Linked DNA regions of Homo sapiens: region 2 is linked to region 1. The links are chromatin loops, found by intact Hi-C in ENCODE. Cell type or tissue: mammary epithelial cell. All regions are shown on one strand. Each heading gives the region's core, and the rest is flanking DNA. Links, peaks and the distances in the headings are about the cores only. Region 1 holds the start of L3MBTL2-AS1 (L3MBTL2 antisense RNA 1). Region 2 overlaps RANGAP1 (Ran GTPase activating protein 1).

Region 1 (5,369 bases), core at 129-5,128:
TTACTCGGGAGGCTGAGGCAGGAGAATCGCTTGAACTTGGGAGGTGGAGGTTGCAGTGAGCCGAGATCGTGCCACTGCACTCCAGCCTGGGGGGAAAATATTATGTAAAATATATTGATGCTTGGGTCCTACTCCGAAAGGTTCTGATTTAACTGGGATGGTGTGTAGCCTGGACAGAGATTGGAAGAGCTCCCAGGTGATCCTAATGTGCAGCGAAGTTTGAGCACCACCGATGTTTATTAGAAATTGCTGTGTCCCAGATCCTTCTGCTTACTGCTTCATACACTGTCGCCTTTGTGAGACAATTACCATTGTTTCCCCATTTTGTAGATTTTACTTAAGGCACCGAAAGATCCCTCTCTTCCGAGAGCTAAGAATAATATTGGTAATATTAATAGCTATGGTTTGGGAGTACTTGCTAAGGGCTTGACATTCTCAGTCCAATTAACGATCTTAAAAAATTTGATTTTTAAAAAAATTCCTTTTTATAAAGGCTCAGAAATTTTAGTAACTTACTTAAAGGTATACAACTAAAAACTGTAGAACTGGGATTTGCCCTGTAGGTTTGTTTGGGACTTAAACCCAGATTTCTGCTTCACTGATCTCTTTAGTAAATTCCTGGCCTTCCTGTTCAGTACTTAAGTTACAAAATACAGACCAGATCAGTGGCCATTCCCTTTGGAAAGGGAGGACCCCCTTTGAGTACCTAATGAAAGCTGTGGGTCCTCTCCCAAACATTCGCCTATGTGGACCCTCTCCCGAACATTCGCCTATGTGGACCCTCTCCCGAACATTCGCCTATGTGGACCCTCTCCCGAACATTCGCCTATGTGGACCCTCTCCCAAACATTCGCGTATGTACAGAAGGTTGCCTCCCAGTTCATGAGCGTTTCTGGGCCCCTGTGAGGCCCATTCTTTGCTTTGGATCTATCAGTAGCGACACTGGAGGAAGGAGATGACTGAGACTTGAATCTGGGAGGACAGAAAGGCTTAAAAGATAGAACATGGGTCTCTCCCTGCTCTGCAGCACTGCCTAGCACCCCCTAGCACCCCCGACGCTTCCCCACAACCACCCCCTGAGCTCAGGATTGTTATTGTCATCACTGTTTCACACATGAAGAAACTGAAGCCCAAAAGAGGTTAAGTCACTGGCCCAAGCCCAGGACTTCAACTTGGCGGCCCAAATCCAGACTCATGATCCCAGCCGCCAGGCTACACATAGCCTCTGTCCTCCTCTCCAGGGAAAACCACCGACCAAAAAAGCCAAAGTCCTGCACAAGGCTGCCTGGTCTGCCAAAATTGGAGCCTTCCTCCACTCTCAAGGGACAGGACAGCTGGCAGATGGGACACCAACAGGACAAGACGGTAAGATAGCAGAGGGCCCTGCTTAGGAAGCTGCCGTGGCTGGGGAGGAGACTGGGTTTGGGGTGGCCTTTCCTAGGAATGAAGACTGGGCAAACCGGCCAGGTAGAAAGTGCCCTAAGTCAGGGTCACTGCGGATTGCATCTTCCTCACCTGTTGGGTATTGTGGAAATTACCCAGAAAAATGCCTTCAAACACCCTTAAATTATCAGGACTCCTACCCATGATAATTCAAAAGCCAAGAATTGGCTGTTTTTGTTTCTCTTTGCTTTTATCCTTTTGGTTTCTGTTTCCCTGGGGCAACGAAGGCCCAGATATGGTTTGAAGGCAGGTTTGGAGAGGGGTGGTGGGATAAGGAAAGGAGCCTCTCTCTGAGTGTGTAGCAATTGCTAAGCAAGTTAAATGTATGCATAAAGCAACTCTGCTATCATTGTTCTGAGTTTCTAACTGAAATTGAGCTCAGCAGGCCGGAGCTCAGTTGGAGGGGCCCTGGTGTGTGCGCACCCCCTCCCCCACATTTAGATTGGGTGTGGCCAATCAGGTTCAGGGCGGAGGGAGGAATTTAAGCCCAGGGATATTTCAGTTTTCCCCTTTGGGGGAAGAAGGGCGAGAAATTTCCCTTTGAATGTTCCTCTACTCCTGAGAGTCTTGCCACCTTTCAATTCAGTCCTCAACAGTGGTCCCTCATGGCCACTGGTGGATCAGGTATGGGAGTGAAGGAGGGTGTCGTGGGCAGCGCTGTGAGAGGGGCTGCTGGGGGTGGGGGACCTACCTCTGCAGGTCCCACAGGGCCCTTGGGGTCCAGGCTCCTGGAGTGGCTGCTGCGCAGGCTCCTAGTCTGACTCGTCCTCTCTGCTCTGCAGCTCTGGTCTTGGGCTTCGACTGGGGGAAGTTCCTGAAGGATCACAGTTACAAGGCTGCTCCCGTCAGCTGTTTCAAGCACGTGAGTGCCCTGGAGCTGAGGGAGGGAGGCCGGGGAGCCGGGCCTGGAGCTGCTCCTCCACCTGCTTCACCAGGGCGGCTTCAGGCTGGACAGTGACAGTGGGGAGGTCTGGGCAGGAGACGGATGGCGTTACCACTCGCTCCATTTCATGTTTATGTCAAAAAAATCCTCCTACAAACACTTCTATCACCTGCTTGGCTTCACTCCCGGTCTGAAGCCCTTCAGTTTATTTACATGATGGAACTTGGTGCTAGCTGATGTCGAAGGGTCTTTGCAGTCTGAAACCCTTCTCTCCTTTCTCCCCCATTTGCAGCATTTTCCCATGGAAAGCAGGGTGCTTCTGTAGCTGGCCTGGGCCCCGTGGGCCCCGAGAGGCAGATGTGGATGCTCCTGGAGCCACTTCTGTAAAAGGCTCCTCGATGCGGATCATGTAAAAGCCAGAACGAAGGGCAAGGCCCTTAGGGGCGGGGCTTGAGCGCAAGAACCGAATATCCAGCAGCTGTGACGTGTGGAGCCTGCAGGCCGGGAGAGCAGAGCCCACAACAGCACTCTTGTTTTGTCTTCACACCACGTCCCTAAGCTCCGGGAAATCCAGGAGGAGGCCTCTTTAGTCTTGAGGAAGTAGGGAGTCTTTTACCCAGAGTAAGCCACTTCCTCTCCTCCTTTCAGAACTGCCACTGAACTCTGGGGAGTGCCCTGAACAATGACAGCTGCTTCTTGACTCAGCTAACTCACTCCTCTCGTCTCTGAATGGCTAATGAAGGTGCACCTCCTTCCTGCTGGAGGGGGAGCCTCTTTTTTGCCCTGAATTCTCTAATAGTTTCAGCATTTTCATTTCCAGGGAGTTGCATCATCCTTGTGTCTAACACATATAATCCAATTTGCTTTGTAAAAAGCCTGCCCCTGCGTGCCTGGGCTAGCGCAACTGTGTCCGGGTTCTGTGATGAACTAAACTCAAGTGACCAGGGAGATGGAATGGGATACCTCAACTGGCTGAAGCCAGGGCTGAGAATAAAAAAGGTGAATTTGGCCAGGCGCAGTGGCTTACCCCTATAATCCCAGCACTTTGGGAGGCCGAGGCGGGTGGATCACCTGAGGTGAGGAGTTCGAGACCAGCCTGGCCAACATGGTGAAACCCCATCTCTACTAAAAATACAAAAATTAGCTGGAAGTGGTGGCAGGCACCTGTAATCCCAGCTACTTGGGAGGCCGAGACAGGAGAATCCCTTGAACCTGAGAGGCGGAGGTTGTAATGAGCTGAGATTGCGCCACTGCACTCCAGCCTGGGTGACGGAGCAAGACTCTAAAAAAAGTGATTCTCCCAAAGGAGAATCAAAAGTACCATTGGCAGGAAAGTGAGGATTAGGTACTGGGAAGGCAACTGAAACAGTCCAGTGCTGTCCTGGGGCACTTTATTTTATTTTATTTATTTTTTCGATATGGGAGTTTCACTCTTGTTGCCCAGAGCTGGAGTGCAATGGCACTATCTCAGCTCACAGCAGCCTCCCCCTCCCAGGTTCAAGCGATTCTCCTGCCTCAGCCTCCGGAGTAGCTGGGATTACAGGCATGTGCCACCACCACGCCCGGCTAATTTTGTATTTTTAGTAGAGACATGGATTCTCCATGTTGGTCAGGCTGGTCTCGAACTCCCAGCCTCAGGTGATCCGCCCGTCTCGGCCTCCCAAAGTGCTGGGATTACAGGCGTGAGCCACCATGCCTGGCCCCCTGGAGCATTTCAGTAGGAGGGGAGGTAGAGAGTAAACTTGCAGGTGGATGGCTGTGTGTAAACAAGGGGGTCATAATGCCCACAGCCCAGGTTTGTATGATGATTGAAGGAAAGTATATTTGTGCTAATATCAGCGCCCTGCCATTGCTCGGGCTGGCACAGGGACGAAGGGATCGAGGCTCACCAAGGCATCATGTGCCCAAAATGATACAGTAAGAAACCAGTCCTATAAAGATTTTAGGACTCGGTTCTGTCTGACTCTGGGTCTCTAGCCATCACCCTGCATCCCACCACCTCCACCTCTACTCCCGGCTTAGCTCTTCAAGGACAGGAGACCTCATCTCTTTATCTCTAGTAGCTGGTTCTGCACACAGTGGGTGATGTGAAAAGTTGAGGTGCAAACGAGGACTTGACTGAGGCCGTGAGGCAGTCTGTCTCCCCTGCTAGCACAGTTAGCTCACTCTCTCGGTACACTCTCATCGCCACACAGGTCCCACTCTATGACCAGTGGGAGGATGTGATGAAAGGGATGAAGGTGGAGGTGCTCAACAGTGATGCTGTGCTCCCCAGCCGGGTGTACTGGATCGCCTCTGTCATCCAGACAGCAGGTGAGTGTTTGGCCAGGGCAGGGCCAGGGATGTGTCTGCAGAGTGACATCTCTAGATGGGTGAACAGTGTTGTAGGCAGGAGTTGGCTTCATAAAACAAAAATCCCACCCACTGGAATTTTTGCCCCACTTCTAAGGATTCTTTTACCGGAGAAGGGAACACAGAGCTTGGCAGGCTTGGAAACCCCAAATTTTTTTGTTTGTTTTTGTTATTTTGTTTTTTTTAGATGGTGTCTTGCTCTGTCACCCAGGCTGGAGTACGGTGGCACGATCTCGGCTCACTGCAACCTCCACCTCCTGGGTTCAAGCGATTCTCCTGCCTCAGCCTCCCGAATAGCTGGGACTACAGGCCACCTGGCCACCACACACGGCTAATGTTTGTATTTTTAGTAGAGACGGGGTTTCACTATCTTGGCCAGGCTGGTCTCAAACTCCTGACCTCAGGTGATCCTCTGCATCCCAAAGTGCTGGGATTATAGGCGTGAGCCACCGTGCCTGGCTGGAAACCCCAATTTTTAAAGTTTGTTCCAGGGCCAGGTTTCGTGGCTCACACCTCTAATCCCAGCACTTTGGAGGCAGAGGCAGGAGGATTGTTTGAGCTCAGGAGTTCGAGACCAGACGGGGCAATATAGTGAGATACTGTCTCTATAAAAAATGAAAAAATTTAAAAAGTAAAATTCATTCCAAGGATGATCAGGTTATAGAGAATTAACTCTCAGCACCATTCCATA
Region 2 (5,369 bases), core at 160-5,159, 63 kb after region 1:
AAATGGGAGACACCACATTCAGCCTGTGCTGGGAGAGTAAAGAAGTTAACTGGATGGATTTCAGAGCCAGCCAAACTTGAGTTTTTTTTTTTTTTTTTTGAGATAGTCTCGTTCTGTCACCGAGGCTGGAGTACAGTGGTGCCATCTCGGCTCACTGCAACCTCCGCCTCCCGGGTTCAAGCGATTCTCCTGCCTCAGCCTCCGGAGAGTAGCTGGGATTACAGGTGTCCACCACCACGCCCGGCTAATTTTTGTATTTGTAGTAAAGACAGGGTTTCTCCATGTTGGCCAGGCTGGTCTGGAATTCCTGACCTCAGGTGATCTGCCCACCTCGGCCTCCCAAAGTGCTGGGATTACAGGCGTGAGCCACCGCACCTGGCCCAAACTTGAGTTCTAATCCCAGCTCTACTCATTAAAGCTGTGCCCTTAGGCATGTCATACCACCTCCCTAAACCTCAGTTTTCCAATCTGCAAAATGGAAATGCAATCTATCTCAAAGGATTTTGTGAAGATAAACTGAGATACTATTTATCTGGCACTTAATACCCTTATCTGACACGGTGTTCAATAAATGGCATTTGCCATCAAATCTCTGTTTCCTAAACGGAGCTCAATGTCTAATTAGAAGCACAGGAATAGGGATTTCACTGAACCTCTGTGAAAATCCTAGCTCTGCTATTTATCAAATGTGTGACCTTGGTCAAGTTACTTAAAGTCTCCTAAATTCCTTTTTCTCATTTATAAAACAGCAACATTCCAATCTATCTCCCACAAGGGTGACGCAAGCATCAAAAGTGATAAACGAGGTCAAAGTGGGCGGATCACCTGAGGTCAAGAATTCAAAACCAGCCTGGCCAACATGGCAAAACCCCGTCTCTACTAAAAATACAAAAATAAGGGGCCGGGCACGGTGGCTCACGCCTGTAATCCCAACACTTTGGGAGGCCGAGGTGAGAGGATCATGAGGTCAGGAGATCGAGACCATCTTGGCTAACTAACACGGTGAAACCCCGTCTCTACTAAAAATACAAAAAAATTAGCCGGGCGTGGTGGCGGGCGCCTGTAGTCCCAGCTACTCAGGAGGATGAGGTGGGAGAATGACATGAACCCAGGAGGCGGAGCCTGCAGTGAGCCAACATCATGCCAGTGCACTCCAGCCTGGGTAACAGAGCGAGACTCCGTCTCAAAAAAAATAATAATAATAAAAATACAAACACAAAAATAGGCTGAAGGCCAGACACAGTGGCTCACGCCTGTTATCCCAGTACTTTGGGGGCTGAGGCGGGCGAATCACCTGAGGTCAGGAGTTCTAGACCAGCCTGTCCAACATGGTAAAACCCCATCCCTACTAAAATACAAAAAATTAGCGGAGCATGGTGGTGGGTGCTTATAGTCCTAGCTACTCAGGAGGCTGAGGCAGGAGAATGGCGTGAACCAGGGAGGCAGAGCTTACAGTGAGCCGAGATTGCACCACTGCACTCCAGCCTGGGTGACAGAGCACGACTCCATCTCAAAAAAAAAACAAAAAGAAAAGAAAATTAGCTGGGCATGGTTGTACACACCTGTAGTCCCAGCTACCCAGGAGGCTGAGGCATGAGAATTGCCTGAACCCAGGCAGAGGTTAAAGTGAGCTGAGATTGCACCACCACACTCCAGCCTGGGCAACAGAGCAAGACTATGTCTCAAAAAAAAAAATTAGCCAGGCGTGATGGTGTGAGCCTGCAGTCCCAGCTATTTGGGAGGCTGAGGCAGGAGAATCGCTTGAACCTGGGAGACAGAAGTTGCAATGAGCCAACATCGCACCACTACACTCCAGCCTGGGTGGCAGAGTGAGACTCATCTCAAAAAAAAAAAAAAAAGCCGGGCACAGTGGCTCACGCCTGTAATCCGAACACTTTGGGAGGCCAAGGTGGGCAGATCACCTGAGATGAGGAGTTCGAGAGCATCCTGACCAATATGGCAAAACCCTATCTCTACTAAAAATACAAAAATTAGCCGGGTGTGGTGGTGGGCGCCTGTAATCCCAGCTACTCAGGAGGCTGAGGCAGGAGAACTGCTCGAACCCGTGAGGCAGAGGTTTGCAGTGAGCTGAGATCGTGCCACTGCACTCTAGCCTGGGTGACAGAGACTCCATCTCAAAAAAAAAAAGTGATAAATGCACAGGGAGGAAGTCTATAAACGTTAGACCTTATGGAGATGTTAGGAACATGCATCAGCACGCTCCCAGCTACCCAAGGACTCAAGCAGCCTCCGACCTGGAGAGGAGAACAAGGCTGCCTACACAACATGACAACCAGGCATGTCCAGACCAGTTCCCCTGGTTGGGCCAGAATCCCAGGAGGCCTCACTTGATGCAGGTGCCTTCACTTGCAGGTGCCAGGTGATTCAGGGTTGGTCAGTGGCAGCCAAGCCTTGACAAGGGATGAAAAGACAGGGTCTGCTCTCTGGTTCCTAGTTTTCTGTGGTTGCAATACCTGTATACACACAGACAGCCATCCCTCTCCCAGGTACATCTGGTTGCATGAACCAGCATCTCCCAAGAGGGCCCAGGTTGTTTTAATGCAGCTCCACCAGAGCCTCAGCTCTGGGGAAAGCTGCAGCTATTCCCAGGCCTGCCTGGGATCATGGGGGTTAAGGGCAAGGGTGGGGACAACACCGGATATTAAGTCAGAGTCAGAGGCTGTATCTTGGGACTGGCACTAACTGTGGCCCCTCATTACCTATCATCCCCTCCTGAGAAAGAAAGGGCAGGGCACAAAGGGATGCCCAATACAAACATGGAAAGTGCAGGGGAGCTTGCTCCTGGGCAAATGATCTCTGAGCCTCATTGTTAGAATAGGCCCAATGATACCTCACAGAGCTGCTGGGACAAATAATGGAGACAATGTAGCAGAAAGAGCCTGACAACCAGTAAGAGTTCAGTACACTCCCTCTCCTCCCCTGGACACACCAGTGCACAACTTCCAGAAACTCACCATCTTCTGCAGTGTTGAGTTTGAGGCTCTTGCCTTTGAAACTCAGCTGTCCCCCGGCCACCTGAGTCTTGGCAAGTGTCTCTGCCAGCTTGGCAATGTCTTCCGAGGCCATGTTGACTAGGCTGGTGGGCTCCCCTGGAGATCTGCAGACTGAGGAGGCCAAAGTTGCAGTAAGAAAAAGGAGTCTCCTGGGGCCCCTGGTTGGGGGCAGGGTAGGACATCAGCCATCTCAGGAGTCTGACCCTACCTCCCCTGCTATGGAGACCCTAGAGATAAATCACTGGAAGAAAGGAAAACAGCATCAGAGAAGGAACAGTTCTAGAAGGTGCAGGAGGTAGTAAAAGAACAGAAAAATCATGTCTTAGCCTATAAGAAGCTACCATCTCATTACAAGTCCTCCTCTGCTAAACTGCCGCAGCTGGACACCCAGCAACACCATGTGAGCTGCCCATTTCCTGGGCCCCTTCAGTGAATGGCAGTCAAGTCCCAAACCAAAGGCTGCAGAGTCTGGCCCAAGCACACACCTGCTTGAGCATCTTGGCTGTTCTCTGTTTGAGGGTCCCATTCCTCAAACAGGACACAGATGGCTATGGGATCCAGATCATTCATCCCAGAGAATGCCCCACCACCCACGCTGGCATGACTCTGGGGTGGGGCACAGGGGTCAGCCCCACTGCACGTCTGGTTTCAACCGTGGCCGGGAGACTGGGCAGGCCACAATGGCCCCTCAGGGGTTTCTAGATCAGAGATCGCCACATCACAACAGCTACCATCATAATAGGACAGGGACAGGGCTGCTACCTATGAAGCCCTACTATACTCAAGTCTACCAGAAGATTTGGGTAGAAATGGGGTTGATAAGCCTCACTATTTATAAAATCAGGAGTGCTGGTAAAAGAAGTAAAGCTGGCCAGGTACAGTGGCTCACACCTGTAATCCCAGCACATTGGGAAGCTGTGATGGGAAGATCGCTTGAGCCCAGCAGCTCAAGACCAGTCTGGGCAACATGGCAAAATCCCATCTCTACTAAAAATAAATACAATTAGCAGGGTATGGTGGTGTGCACCAGTAATCCCAGCCACTGGGGAGGCTGAGGTGGGAGGATTGATTGAGCCCCGGAGACAGAGGCTACAGTGAGCCATGATCTCACCACTGCACTCTAGCCTGGGTGACAGAGTAAAACCCTGTCTCAAAAAAATAAAAATAAAAATAAAAATTAGCTGGGTGTGGTGGCACGTGCCTGTAGTCAGTCCCAGCTACTGGAGAGGCTGAGGCAGGAGGATCATTTGAGCCCAGGAGTTCAAAGCTGCAGTAAGCTATGACTGCCACTGCACTCCAGCCTGGGCAACAGCGGGAGGCTCTATCTCTAAAAGTAACTAAATAAATGAAAGAATTTTTTTTTTTTGAGACGGAGTCTCGCTCAGTCGCCCAGGCTGGAGCACAGTGGCGCCATCTGGGCTCACTGCAAGCTCCGCCTCCAAGGTTCATGTCATTCTCCTGCCTCAGCCTCCTGAGTAGCTGGGATTACAGGCACCCACCACCATGTCCAGCTAATTTTTTTGTATTTTTAGTAGAGACAGGGTTTCACCGTGTGTTAGCCAGGATGGTCTCGATCTCCTGACCTCGTGATCCACTCGCCTCAGCCTCCCAAAGTGCTGGGATTACACGCATGAGCCACCACGCTTGGCCAATAAATGAAAATTTTTAAAACAAGTAAAGCTTTGAGAACTCCTGCGCCTGCTCATGGTACTCCAGCTTTACTTGGAGTACATGTGAGATTAAATGTCTCAATGTGTACTGCCTATAAATTGAAGCCAGCTATATTAGACAGGAACGTGGAACATCACTACATACCTGAATAGTGTTTACTTTGTGGTATGAATAAACGTATCTGTGAGATGCTCCAAAAAAAGAAAAGAAACAGCAAGTAATCAGGAGAGACCAAGGAAGCAGATATGAGGGGCAGAACTAGGGGGTGCTATCCGAAAGGCCTCCTCCTACAACCTCCTCATTCTCAGATACAGTTGTGATACCCTGAATCCTCCCACCCCTAGGCTTCCTCTGGGTTCTAACTTATAACCCTGGTTTGTCTGCCTTTATCAATAAGCATGAATTATTATCCTGGGTAAGGTGTCCACTCATTCATTCAAAAACACATTGATTACTACTGTGTGCTGGATGTTGTTCCAGGTCAGCAGTATAGCAGTAAAGGAAGCATAAACCCTGACCTCTTGAAGCATATGTTCTAAATGACACATTTAGTATGTGATTTAAAAAAAAAAGGGGGGGGTTGGGGGGCCGGGAGTGGTGGTTCACGGCTGTAATCTCAGCACTTTGGGAGACCGAGGCAGGTGGATCACGAGGTCAGGAGTTCAAGACCAGCCAGGCCAACAT

What was found. Peaks named below come from ENCODE experiments on the same cell type or tissue, not always from the same donor. Only the 100,000 strongest peaks of a DNase experiment are listed, where the experiment ranks them.
Region 2: it touches region 1 in a loop (2.3-fold over the local background); 16 of 110 quality-filtered maps call a loop at or near these places.

Annotation. Positions count from the first base shown.
Region 1 is chr22:41,214,898-41,220,266 of GRCh38, forward strand. It overlaps L3MBTL2 (L3MBTL histone methyl-lysine binding protein 2), which reads left to right. Exons shown (of 17, transcript NM_031488.5): 4 at 1,242-1,365; 5 at 2,226-2,305; 6 at 4,522-4,639. L3MBTL2-AS1 (L3MBTL2 antisense RNA 1) reads right to left here and starts at 2,730. Exons shown (of 3, transcript NR_148200.1): 1 at 2,135-2,730. RefSeq lists enhancers at 2,904-3,601, 3,602-4,298. In mammary epithelial cell, for the core only: no CTCF peak of the experiment used is centred there; no DNase peak of the experiment used is centred there; H3K27ac peaks cover 581 bases.
Region 2 is chr22:41,277,958-41,283,326 of GRCh38, forward strand. RANGAP1 (Ran GTPase activating protein 1) reads right to left here. Exons shown (of 16, transcript NM_002883.4): 2 at 2,976-3,125. The coding sequence starts at 3,087. Among named protein-coding and RNA genes, the nearest start is that of RANGAP1, 5.5 kb to the right of the region's middle. In mammary epithelial cell, for the core only: no CTCF peak of the experiment used is centred there; a DNase peak (open chromatin) is centred at 2,294; H3K27ac peaks cover 552 bases.